Regions from separate parts of the Homo sapiens genome. Here all the other regions are linked to region 2. Evidence: read pairs that join two places in POLR2A ChIA-PET (ENCODE). Cell type or tissue: GM12878. All regions are shown on one strand. Region 1 has its middle 3.4 kb from the start of TRC-GCA20-1. Region 2 has its middle 11 kb from the start of TRC-GCA16-1. Region 3 overlaps ZNF746 (zinc finger protein 746).

Region 1 (4,000 bases), 66 kb before region 2:
GTGGGCACATACAAGAGAAACTTTGTGTGACTGAGGTGTCTGTTCTAAAACACTTAATGACAGAGTTGGGCCTGGCTCTCCTGGTCCAGTGTTCCAACACAACTACAATCTAGGACAGAAGGTGATTCTTCCAGCTTTCACTTCTTCAATTAATATTAATGGAGAATGATAGAGAAGGAGCGACTCCAAGAAATAGTGAGAAGGCGGTAGCTGAGTAGATTTTGGAATCCCCGAAAGCCTTAAGAGGGCCAGCGTTAACATAGTTTCAAGGACCAGAATATGTTGCTAGACAACAACCCCACTTGATTCATTTTTGTCTTTAAGTAACAGGGTGTTTTCCTGTCATCCAGAGTGGAGTGCAGTGAAACAATTATAGCTCACTTCAGCTTCCCAAGTAGGTGGGACCACAGGTGTGTACCATCATACCCAGCTAATGTATTTTATTTTTTGTAGAGGTGAAGTCTCACTATGTTGCCCAGGCTGGTCTTAAACTCCTGGTCTCAAGCGATCCTCCTGCCTTGACCTCCCAAAGTGCTGGGATGAGAGACATGAGCCACTGTGTCCAGCCTCCCACGTGACCTTCCTGATGGCAGGCAGAACCCTGTCCTTTCTAGAAGGAAGACTTGGAGGAACACTTGGGTTAACTCCTTTTCACCTCCTCAGCTGTGCCAAGGCCCCGCCTCTGCTCTTGTCATAGGAGCTGGTAAACTGTCTCTTCTTCAAACTGCCTTTCTTTCCTGCTGGAATTTTCTCCTTTACCCACAGGCCTTTGCCTTGTAGCCCTGGGCACCTTCTCAGAAGGCAGCCAGCAGCCAGCCACTCCTCTCCGCTCCTGGCCTGACAGCCTCGGGAAACACTGACTTCCGCAGTGATTTATATGATAACGTTAAAATCCTCTGGGTTTCCCTTTTCGGCAGTAGGGTGGACTGCCAAGGAAGATGCGGAGGATTGATGAGCCTGCAAGAGCACAGAACTCCCCACTGGCAGGGCCTGGGCAGCAGCCTGGCAGGCAGATCACCTGAGGTCGGGAGTTTGAGACCGGCCCGAGCAACATGGAGAAACCCCATCTCTACTGAAAATACAAAATTAGCCGGGCCTGGTGACTCTTGCCTGTAATCCCAGCTACTCGGGAGGCTGAGGCAGGAGAATTGCTTAAACCCGTGAGGCGGAGGTTGCGGTGAGCCAAGATCGCGCCATCACACTCCAGCCTGGGCAACAAGAGCGAAGTCCAGGAAGTCGCAGAAGACCCTGGACATCGCTGGATTCTGGAGGCCCGGATGTCAGTAGTACAATGATGAATGGGCATTTCCAAGAAGAAGTCTTAGGCCCCACCCATGGTGAGGAATCAGGAAGGAGACAGTCTTGCACTAAGGCAGGATACGAGAAGGGCTAAGCAGTGGCCGGGCGCAGTGGCTCATTCCTGTAATCCCAGCACTTTGGGTGGCTGAGGTGGGCAGATCACCAGGTCAGGAGTTGGAGACCAGCCTGGCCAATGTGGTGAAACCCCGTCTCTACTAAAAATACAAAAATTAGCCGGGTGTGGTGGCGGGCACCTATAATCTCAGCTACTCGGGAGGCTGAGGCAGGAGAATCGCTTAAAATAGGAACGTGGAGGTTGCAGTGAGTCCAGATCGCGCAGCTGCTCTCCAGCCTGGGCAACAAATCGAGATTCCATCTCAAAAAAAAAAAAAAAAGAGCGTATGTTTCATGGATTGTTGTGTAGATTGAATGAGTTAATCTGCGTAAAGCACATAAAACAGGACTGGCAGGTAGTAAATTCTATATACCGTTTGCTGAACAGATAAAAAGCTCACAGAGAAATCAGCTAACATTCATGAGAGCCAATAAACACAAGTAAGAGAATAAGAACCCACATGGCAGGAGAAGGTATCTGTTGCACATAAGTGATGAAGGGTTTATTCCCAAAATATATAAAGTATTGCACAAGACAATTAAAAAATGGACAACTTAGTAGAAAAATGAAGAAGAGACTTGAGCAGTCACTTCACAGAAGAGGACATCCAAGCGACCAATAAGCCTATGAAAAGATGCTCAAACCTCATGAGTCTAGAAAGGTGCAAATTAGGCCGGGCGCGGTGGCTCACACCTGTAATCCCAGCACTTGGGGAGGCCGAGGCGGCCGGATCACCTGAGGTCGGGAGTTCAAGACCAGCCTGACCAACATGGAGAAACCCCATCTCTACTAAAAATACAAAATTAGCCAGGCTTGGTGGCGCATGCCTGTAATCCCAGCCACTCAGGAAGCTGAGGTAGGAGCATTGCTTGAACCCGGGAAGCGGAGGTTGTGGCGAGCCAAGATCGTGCCACTGTACTCCAGCCTGGGCAACGAGAGCGAAACTCCATCTCAAAACGAAAAGAAAAGAAAGGTGCAAGTTAAACCGCAGTGAACTATTGCTAGAATTGTTGCTAGGTTGGTTAAAATGAAAGAGACTGATGTTACTCAGTGATGGTACGTGGAGCCATAGTAACTCTCATCCCCTGCTAGTGGTAGTGTGATTTGCTGGAACCACTTTAGAAAACCGTCCGACCTTACTGGCTAAAGCCAAAAATAGAAACACCCACTTCCTCAACAATTGTATTCCTAGATACGGAGAGTAGAGTGTGTCTGTGTACATGCAAGATTCTTGTTCATAGCAGCATTCCTTTCAGTCTTCTATATCTTGATTTAGGAGGTGGGTACATTTGTGTGTATGTGTACAAATTAATTGAGCTGTACGTTAAAGATTTCTATACCTTATTGTTAGTTATATTTCAGTTAAAAGTAAATAAAAAGGAAGATGTTGATACTTTTTTTCATTTCTGGAATGTCTTAGTTGATTCATTTAAAAAATATATTTGGTGATTTTTTTAGAGTCTTTTGCTCCTCAATTCAGTTTCCATTTCCCTTTAAGAGCATATTTGTCTTTCTTTCATTTTTCAATTTAAAGCTTTCACGACCCCACCGTTAAATAATATTTCTTTTTATATTTCAGGTAGACAGCTAGTGACATATTAAGAAGGTAGAATATTTATCCTCGCTTCCAAGAATTTTTTTTGAATCACGAAGGTGTGTTGGATTTGATTGGATGTTTTTCTTCATCTATTTGAATGACGTGATTTTTCTCCTTTAATCTGTTGTCTTAGTTTAGATTTCTTTAGAAAGAGACTCTGAAACTAAAATGTAAGAGCAGGTAGTTTATTTGGAAGATAAGTTCAGGAAACACCAGTAGGGAGTGGGAAGTCAGACAGAGAAAGCAAAGAAGCCAATAAAAGGTGGTGTCAATCTAAATAACAGGCAGAATCTCTCTGAAAAGTAATGTAACTTAATTAGGGAACGAGCATTGGCAGTGGTTATACAGGTGTCAGAGTAAACTATGTTTGAGGAAGTTGTGGTAAGGGAAAGTTTTGTGTTTTTTTTTGTTTGGTTGGTTTTTTTTTTTTTTTTTTTTTTTTTGCTTGGGGGACGGAGTTTTGCTCTTGTTGCCCTGGCTGGAGTGCAATGGCAAGATCTCGGCTTACTGCAACCTCTGCCTCCTGGGTTCAAGCGATTCTCCTGCCTCAAGAAGCAGGGTAAAAGACACTAGTGGAAAACGCTGACTCTGCCTCACCACACCCCTTGAGAGCCTCAGTGAGTGGAGTTTGTGAACATTCGTAGAGGCAGCAGGATGGAAATCTCTGGAGGCCTTAGCATTGGACGCACATTGCCATGGTGTTTGACATTCCTGAGGACAGAAGGAGAGGGCGGTGAGGAAAATAAGATTGTTAGCCTGGTTCTAAAAGTGTCCACTGTTTGTGGAGTCCCATATGTCAGAGAAGACATGAATGGTGAGAGGAGAGAGTGGTGGAAGGAGATGGTTTTGAGAGAGGAGAAGCGTGGAGGGATAGTGGAGGAGCTGTTGTTTGGGGGCAACGTGGAGAATGAGACTGAGAAGGTGACCCTACCCTCTGTGTGGCCTATGCCAGTCTAAGTTGTATGTGGATAAAGTTATCTACCAACATT
Region 2 (4,000 bases):
GTTACCACTTATCCTTTCAGATGGTTCTTTCCTTGGCCCTGGAGAGTTTCCTCATGTGCATGTGCTGATCAGTGCCTAGCTGAGCATTTGAGTATGATCCTCTGCAGAGCTCCAGAGTTCTCTATCTCTGGGCATCTCTCTTCTCTCCAGTATTCTCTTTAGCAAACTCTGACTGCCTTTATCTCTCAAGGCTCAGAGCTCCATCTATTTAATTCCTGGAGTCCATAGGGCTTGGCCTGGGTTTCTCTTCTCTGTGCTGTATCCTAGAAGCTTTCCCAAGGCAGTCAATTGCAGCATTCATAGGATTTATTTTCCATTGCTCAGGGATCACTGTCCCTTGCTGCTTGATGTCCAATGTCTTGAAACTGTTGTTTCCTATATTTTTCAGTTTTTTGGCTATTTTAGATAGGAGGATAAATCCAGTCACAATGAGGATAAATCGTCATCATAAGCAAAAGCCCATTTAAAAAACATAGTAATATCTTTGGGTCCTAATGCATATCTTCACTTGGAAGCCCCACCACCTTCTCAGAATCAACATGGGCAAAACTAAATGCCCTATCTCCCTGCAGCCATCATCTCCACGTTCTCCATCTGGAGTCTTTGCCTCAGTCAATGACACCATCACCCACACAGCTGTCTAAGTTAGAGCCTGAGAGTCATTTTAGATTTCGCTTTCCCTCACTATTCGCATCTAATTTATTAACTAATCTGATCAATTCTAACTCATATACATCTCCCTAGTCTTTCTCCTTTTCTCCACGTCAACAATCACTGCCCTAAGACTGTTATCATCTCTCTAGTGGCAGTTTGTACCGTGTCCGTTTGGTATAGCTAAAACTACTTTCCCAGAATTATTTCCTCGTCGAAATTCAGGTTAGAGTTGGACAAAAGAATTTGAGTGATATTTGGGAGGTAGAAGAGAAGCCACAGCCATTACCCTCTGACAGCTGTTGTTGCAACATACAGACAGTTACCAGTGGATTCCAGCTCATTCTGCTCTCCCTCGCTCTGTGCTCAGCTCTTCCCAGTGGCCAGCCCTGTCCATTAGCAGTAGCCCCAGTAGCCACCACCAGATACTTGTCTGAGGACCTACAGAAATGGTAGCTAAATTTCTTTGGAGTTTTTCTCTAGACTCTTTGTAGCCCCACTTCAGCAGCTGAATGTGCTTGGATTCTCAGGGCTCCCTGCAATCTCAATTTGTCCACCTTGCCATGCTTTAGGAAGGTTGGATAATGACTGCTCTTTGATCCTCCATCTTCCCTAACTCATCCTATAATTGTGCATGGTCTTAGTCCTATAACAATTTCTCATTCAATAATACTTAAGTGATTCTGCTTCCCTAATTGAATACTGACTGACACATCTCATTGGTATTTTTAAACTTTTTCACTGTGAAGCATACAAAAAATCACAAATAATAAGTGATCAGCTCTAAGAATAAGAAGAATTAAATATACCTGTGTAATCTCACATCCAGATCAAGAAATAGAACATTACTCATGGGTAGATGCCAATGAAATGCAAGGAATGGAGCAGGGAATGACTATTCTCTAAGTATACATTTTTATGTAGCCTTGACAGTTGAATCATTTTAATATTTTACATTTCCAAAAAATAAGTATGAGGAGATAAACCTAAAAATAAATATAAATAAAACCAATAAATCTAATGATATATTACATTGATTCAATGCCTACAAAGAATTAAAAAACTCTCAGTGGTGTATATTCTAAGGAAAAAAGTAAGATATTGGAAAAAATTAGATATTGAACTTAAGTTAATTTGGTATAGCTTACAAAACCTGTATGTTGATATTTGGGGGTGCTAGTGTTCCATTTGTGGAAGACAGGAAATATAAACATGGGATGGAGGTGTTGCAGTCTTGTTGTCTGAGGTATTACCCGAGCTCTTTGTCTAATGACCAAGAAAATTAAGGACCATGGACACCAAAGGTGAAGCTGGGGCAAAGGTTTAATAAGCAAAATAGGAAAGCTCTTTGCAGTAGAAGGGGGACCTGAGAGGGTTGCCTTTTTTTCAGTTGAATACAGGTGCTTTTATTAAAAAAAAAAAAAAAAAAAAAAAAAAAAAAAAAAAAAAAAAAAAAACCACTTCCCCTATCTGTGTAGCTGTCTGTGTAATTGCCCTTACCGGTGCAGCTGCAGGCATGTCTCAGGCAAGCCTCCTTACCATGCAAGTTTCCACGGATCCCACTGTGTGCATGTTCATAGAAGAGGAGGAAACTTTTCCCTGGGAGCCCACCAATTACACAGAGAACAAAGTTGTTTCTATATTGGGCCTTGCTCCCTTATCTGTGCAGCTGCAGCTTGATTTTTCAGGTTTTTTTCTCTGTTTAAAAGAATTCTACTGAGGACTGGCCTTAACTGTCTGCTTACCTGGGTGTTTTTTTCCTTTTTCTGCTCTCATTTCCCCACTCAGGACTGGAGACCCCAGCTGCTGTTAGGGAGGTTGGGTGATGATCTTTCTAGCTAATTCTGGCTAAATAGTGGCATCGTGTGGGGGACTATAACAGTCAAGGCTCCTCTTGAGGTTAATTTAAGGGTCCCCAGAAGAATGGTGTGGCCATGTGTGGTTCCATTTACATTACCATTTGAAGTTCAATGGCCTCTAAGTGAGAAGAAACAGTTTGGATTATTAGAGGACATGTATCAAAACAAAACAAGGTGGGGGTAAGGACAGCTCAAAAATCCCAAGGCTGTCAACACTCCCAAGTAACTGGTGGCTATAGTTATGCCTGTTAAGATTTGGGTGCATGGGACTTGACTTTGGTTAGGTTTCTTGGTCTTATTCTCCCAAACAAACAAACCTCTGAGTTATGGGCACCCTATCTATTCCCATCACCTGGTAGGATTTGCAGGATAATTGCTCAGAATTAAAATATTGATCCAGATTATTTATATTCCCTATCCCTTTTGTTTCTTCTGAGCTGCAGCCATAGATCACTGGTTGGTTTACAGGAATAAGCAAGGTGAATCTATAATGTAGACAAAAACTTAAAAACAACTGAGATTAGAATTAATTGACAAGTGTATATGTCTTGAAACATAATTTCTCTCTGTTCAGTCCTCATTTTTTCTAAAACAAATCATGATAAGGCTTAGTTGTTTGCAAAATAAACTTTAGTTTTATACTTGGCCTGATTATTTGTGTAAAGTGCAGCAAGAATACCAATCCTTCACAGAGGCTTTTAAATTGGCCTTGATGGAACTGTGCTCCACAAAAAAATCTAAGATGAGACCTTTTAAACCTGAGCCCACCCATGGGTTTGTACCCTTAAATATCTATGAGTTGGGTAAATTCCTCTCTTCTTGAGGTCCCAAGAATATGGGGCTCCTGGGCCTGTTAGAAAGTGACATTCTTTACTCACCACAGGTTAGGAACCCTGTACAGGGACTAGGTAGACAAGGTATGAGGTTAGTTTTTCCAAGGGGCTTTTATTGACTCTGCAAGTGAAGCTTGATTCCTTAAAGGGAAGCACACCATTCTGGTCAAAGCCTTGGTAAAATGACCAGTATCTCCAGTTGTGTCTTGTTGCAAAAGAAAATGGATTCTTATTGCACTGATGCAAATAAGTATATTGCCATAATTTAGGAATACTCACAAATAGTTTCCAAATTCTGGAGATGCCAGGCAGAGATAAACAAACATGCTTCGAATTTTGTTTACAGGAATATACCTTACTCAATTATTGAAGGCAGTAAATAGCTCAAGGTAAGTTTTCTTGACTGAAAAACAAAACAAGGATCAGTAACGTTTTAAGCAAAAAGGCTAAAAAGGTTACTTCAGTTTTCTGTTAGTTCAGTCCATTTTGTTAACTCTTGTTAATATTCATGAACATTTCAGCTCATCATTAGTCCTGTACATTTTTACTTTATTCCAATGTTTATAATCTCCAAAGTTATCAGATACTTGCATTTGAGAGCACCTGTCAGAGTCCTATAGCTGATTATAACCATCTTTTGAAGAGGATCAAAACAAG
Region 3 (4,000 bases), 60 kb after region 2:
ATACTGATGATGTCTGAGCTTCCCAGTGCCTCAGAAAGGGGGACAAAAGACACTGGGTTCAGAGAGGTTGGGTCCTCGTGCCCACTCAGAAAAGCCCCCAGTGGGGGGACCTCAGAGTTTAGCCTGCTCTCCTCCCCAACAGTCTTCTGTCCTCCCCGTCCGTCCCCTAACCCACCGGCTCTGCTCTCCCCTTACCGCAGGTGTCCATTCCAACTTTTCCACCACCATCCCGCCCACCTCCTGGCAAACGGATCTCCCTCCCCACCATCCCTCTTCAGCATGCTCGGACGGGACCCTGAAGCTCAACACAGCAGCCTCCACGGAAGGTACAGGTGGCGAGAGGAGGAAGGGAAGGGCCATGCTTGCCTGTGGGGAGTACCTCGGTCCAGGCATCCCATTTTCACTGGTGAACTGCTCTGACCTTCCAGCCAACAGACATTAGGGTGTCTGCACTCTTATGACCCTTTGCACATTCTGTTATTTATCTCCTTGCCAAATCATAGGTGTCAGCAGCCCTTCTTGAGGACATCCATGTTTCAGTCTGTTGCTTTTTCATATGGTGTTAAGTGGTCTATTCTAACAAGCCTATCTCTTGAAGGATATACCTCCTCCCCAGCTTAGGAAACTGTGGCTTCTCTCTGGCATGGAGGAAAACAAAATTGAACTGAAACCACTTCTTAGATATTGGTACTACCAAAGACAGGTGTCTGAAGGCCGATTTCAGAAGAACCACCACCAAATTTATCTGTTAGCTTTCTGTTTACTTCTGTTTTGAAGACCAGTCACCTGTTACTATAATAACGTCATATTTTAGCACCCAAAAAACGTGCTAATAGCCAAGATCCCTGATGTGAAACCTCAGAATGTGAAGTTGAAGTACGCTTATATAAAATCAAACACATTCTTTTTTTTTTTTTTTTTTTTTTTTTTTTTTGAGGCGGAGTCTCACTCTGTCCCCCAGGCTTGGAGTGCAGTGGGGCGATCTCTGCTCACTGCACGCTCCGCCTTCCGGGTTCACGCCATTCTCCTGCTCAGCCTCCCAAGTAGCTGGGACTACAGGTGCCCGCCACCACGCCCAGCTAATTTTTCGTATTTTTAGTAGAGACGGCGTTTCACCATGTTAGCCAGGATGGTCTCAATCTCCTGACCTCATGATCCCCCCGCCTTGGCCTCCCAAAGTGCTGGGATTATAGGCGTGAGCCACCGCGCCTGGCCAAACACATTCTTATTCACTAATATTTTTATCATTAGCTGGTGGGTCCATTTATTGAATGCTGCTGCATGTCAAATAGCTCACTAAGGTGCTTTCAGACATGTTGTCTGGTTTAATCCTCACACCTGTGAAGTGGGCATTCACAGATGAGCTGTGGGTTAGAAACTGCCTGCAGCCCACAGCTGGTGTGTGGCCGAGCTGTCTGAACCCCCATTCCCTGCACTGTGGTGGGGCACAGTGCCTGCAGCAGTTCGAATTCCTTTCTGAGGATCAATTCATGCTTAGCCTTAACAGCCAAACTGAAAAATGGAGCCTGGGGAGCAGATATGGTGGCTTGTCCTGTGGTGAAGGTGCCAGAACACTGGTGTCCTCGAGGGGGAGGCAGCCTCACAGCCACCAGGCTGCTCTGCTGAGCTGCCCTCTGGGCTCAGCCACGAGGGCCTGGGTGGAGTTTGTCTGGCCAGGCAGCTGCTGAGCAGGTGATGGTGGCAGATCGTGGCTCGCTCAGCAGTTAAGGGACAGGTCAGTATCTGTCTTTCTGTCTTTCTCAGCAGATGTAAAAATTGTAATAAAAACAGAAGTCCAGGAAGAGGAGGTGGTGGCCACACCCGTACATCCTACTGACCTAGAGGCTCACGGGACCCTGTTTGGACCAGGCCAAGCCACACGGTTCTTCCCTAGTCCTGCCCAGGAAGGAGCCTGGGAAAGCCAGGGCAGCTCCTTCCCCAGCCAGGACCCTGTGCTGGGGCTGCGAGAGCCCGCCCGGCCTGAGAGGGACATGGGTGAGCTCAGTCCTGCTGTGGCCCAGGAGGAGACCCCTCCTGGGGACTGGCTCTTCGGAGGGGTCCGGTGGGGCTGGAATTTCCGGTGTAAACCGCCAGTGGGCCTGAACCCGAGGACGGGGCCCGAGGGGCTTCCTTACTCCTCCCCGGACAACGGAGAGGCCATCTTGGACCCCAGCCAGGCCCCAAGGCCATTCAACGAACCCTGTAAATACCCTGGCCGGACCAAAGGCTTTGGCCACAAGCCAGGGCTGAAGAAGCACCCCGCGGCGCCCCCCGGGGGCCGGCCCTTCACCTGCGCCACGTGTGGGAAGAGCTTCCAGCTGCAAGTCAGCCTGAGCGCGCACCAGCGCAGCTGTGGGGCGCCCGACGGGTCGGGCCCGGGCACAGGCGGTGGCGGCAGCGGCAGTGGCGGCGGCGGTGGCGGCAGCGGTGGGGGCAGCGCACGGGATGGCAGCGCCCTTCGGTGTGGGGAGTGCGGCCGTTGCTTCACGCGCCCCGCGCACCTCATCCGCCATCGCATGCTGCACACCGGCGAGCGGCCCTTCCCCTGCACCGAGTGTGAGAAGCGCTTCACCGAACGCTCCAAGCTCATCGACCACTACCGAACGCACACGGGCGTGCGGCCCTTCACCTGCACCGTCTGCGGCAAAAGCTTCATCCGCAAGGACCACCTCCGCAAGCACCAGCGCAACCATGCAGCGGGCGCCAAGACCCCGGCCCGAGGCCAGCCACTCCCGACGCCGCCCGCACCTCCTGATCCCTTCAAGAGCCCCGCCTCCAAAGGACCTTTGGCCTCCACAGACCTTGTGACCGACTGGACTTGTGGCCTCAGCGTCCTGGGACCCACCGATGGCGGGGACATGTGAGCGCCTCCAGCCCCATAGCCCCTGCCGGCCGCACGTGTAAAAAGCCCCGTGTGCAGGCAGCAGGGCGGCGTGGAAGCTTCAGGCAGACGCGGGACGGGGAGAACCAAATGTCCAAGTTGCTGAACTGATGATCACTGGAGAAAGAGAAACTATCCACCAGGACAGCTGCCACCTCTAAACCAAGTAGAATTCTCTGTGAAATGGGAGCGCCGTAGAATTTTAAGTAATTTAATTGCAAACCTGTTTTGTTTTTTGTTTTTTGTTTTTTTTTAATTCTTGAGGAAAAAGCTGGAAAATAGTAATAGGGCTATTTAAATTTTGTAGGTACTTTTGGTTTTCAGGGCGTGCATTTCTGTCACTATCTCACTGAGTCTGATAGTGTGTTGGAAGGTTGGCCAGTTGGGGACCCCTGGCCCACTGACTCCTGGGGATGGGGTCCTGTGTGTGCCCCTGCTCTGCCCAGTTGGGCTGAGTGGGCCTAGCGCACCAAGCCCCTGGGCAGTGAGGGCCATTGGGTCCCTTGGAGCACACCTCAGTGCAGCAGGAAGGACCCCTCCGGGAGTAGCGGTTGCATTTCCCAGCTTGCCTCTCCTGAAAAGGCCCCCCAAAAGTGCTGGCCCCAACTTTTCTCTATTTTGGGCCATCTGTGGTACCCGTCCCAAGGGCACTTGGTGGTGTCCCCTAGTGTGTGACTCCCTGGCCTCATAAGGACGAGTTGTCTGAAATCCCAGCGTTAGGTCTGGGGAGATGGAGAAGCTGAAACTGGGGAGCTGCACCACAAACGTCTAGCTCTCAGCAGAGCTGGGAGCAAAGCCTGGCCGCCCACCCCAACCTGGGGCTGCCTCCCACTCCGTGAGATGCTTCTGTCTCCTGTTCACTTTGTGTGGTAGTTTCTTATTTTCAAAATGCATCTCATTTGATCATTACTGTGACCTTGGGAAGCAGCAGGACAGGGATTTCTTTTTAGAGGTGCAAACTGCTCAGAGGGGACACACCTCAGCCTCTCACTGTGGGTACACGTGGCGTGCCATGAGTGGGGAAGAGCAACAGGCGAGATGCCTCATTCTACTGGAACATCACTGTGGGTGAACAGAGATTTCCAGGTTTTCCCTCTTAAAATATTTGTCCCACACCGA

The links. ChIA-PET counts read pairs that join two places held together with the same protein. Peaks named below come from ENCODE experiments on the same cell type or tissue, not always from the same donor. Only the 100,000 strongest peaks of a DNase experiment are listed, where the experiment ranks them.
Region 1: POLR2A ChIA-PET joins it to region 2 with 5 read pairs; 3 of 35 experiments call an interaction of 5 or more read pairs at or near these places.
Region 3: POLR2A ChIA-PET joins it to region 2 with 5 read pairs; 2 of 35 experiments call an interaction of 5 or more read pairs at or near these places.

What each region holds. Positions count from the first base shown.
Region 1 is chr7:149,599,355-149,603,354 of GRCh38, reverse strand. It overlaps the pseudogene ZNF767P. Among named protein-coding and RNA genes, the nearest start is that of TRC-GCA20-1, 3.4 kb to the right of the region's middle. RefSeq lists an enhancer at 2,282-2,441 and silencers at 2,550-2,750, 3,190-3,390. In GM12878, no CTCF peak of the experiment used is centred here; DNase peaks (open chromatin) are centred at 2,484 and 3,330; H3K4me3 peaks cover 1,314 bases; H3K27ac peaks cover 2,241 bases.
Region 2 is chr7:149,533,574-149,537,573 of GRCh38, reverse strand. No RefSeq gene overlaps it. Among named protein-coding and RNA genes, the nearest start is that of TRC-GCA16-1, 11 kb to the left of the region's middle. RefSeq lists enhancers at 2,172-2,231, 2,392-2,581. In GM12878, no CTCF peak of the experiment used is centred here; a DNase peak (open chromatin) is centred at 2,130; H3K4me3 peaks cover 364 bases; H3K27ac peaks cover 608 bases.
Region 3 is chr7:149,473,248-149,477,247 of GRCh38, reverse strand. It overlaps ZNF746 (zinc finger protein 746), which reads left to right. Exons shown (of 7, transcript NM_001394198.1): 6 at 201-326; 7 at 1,765-4,000. The coding sequence ends at 2,864. Among named protein-coding and RNA genes, the nearest start is that of ZNF777, 14 kb to the right of the region's middle. In GM12878, no CTCF peak of the experiment used is centred here; no DNase peak of the experiment used is centred here.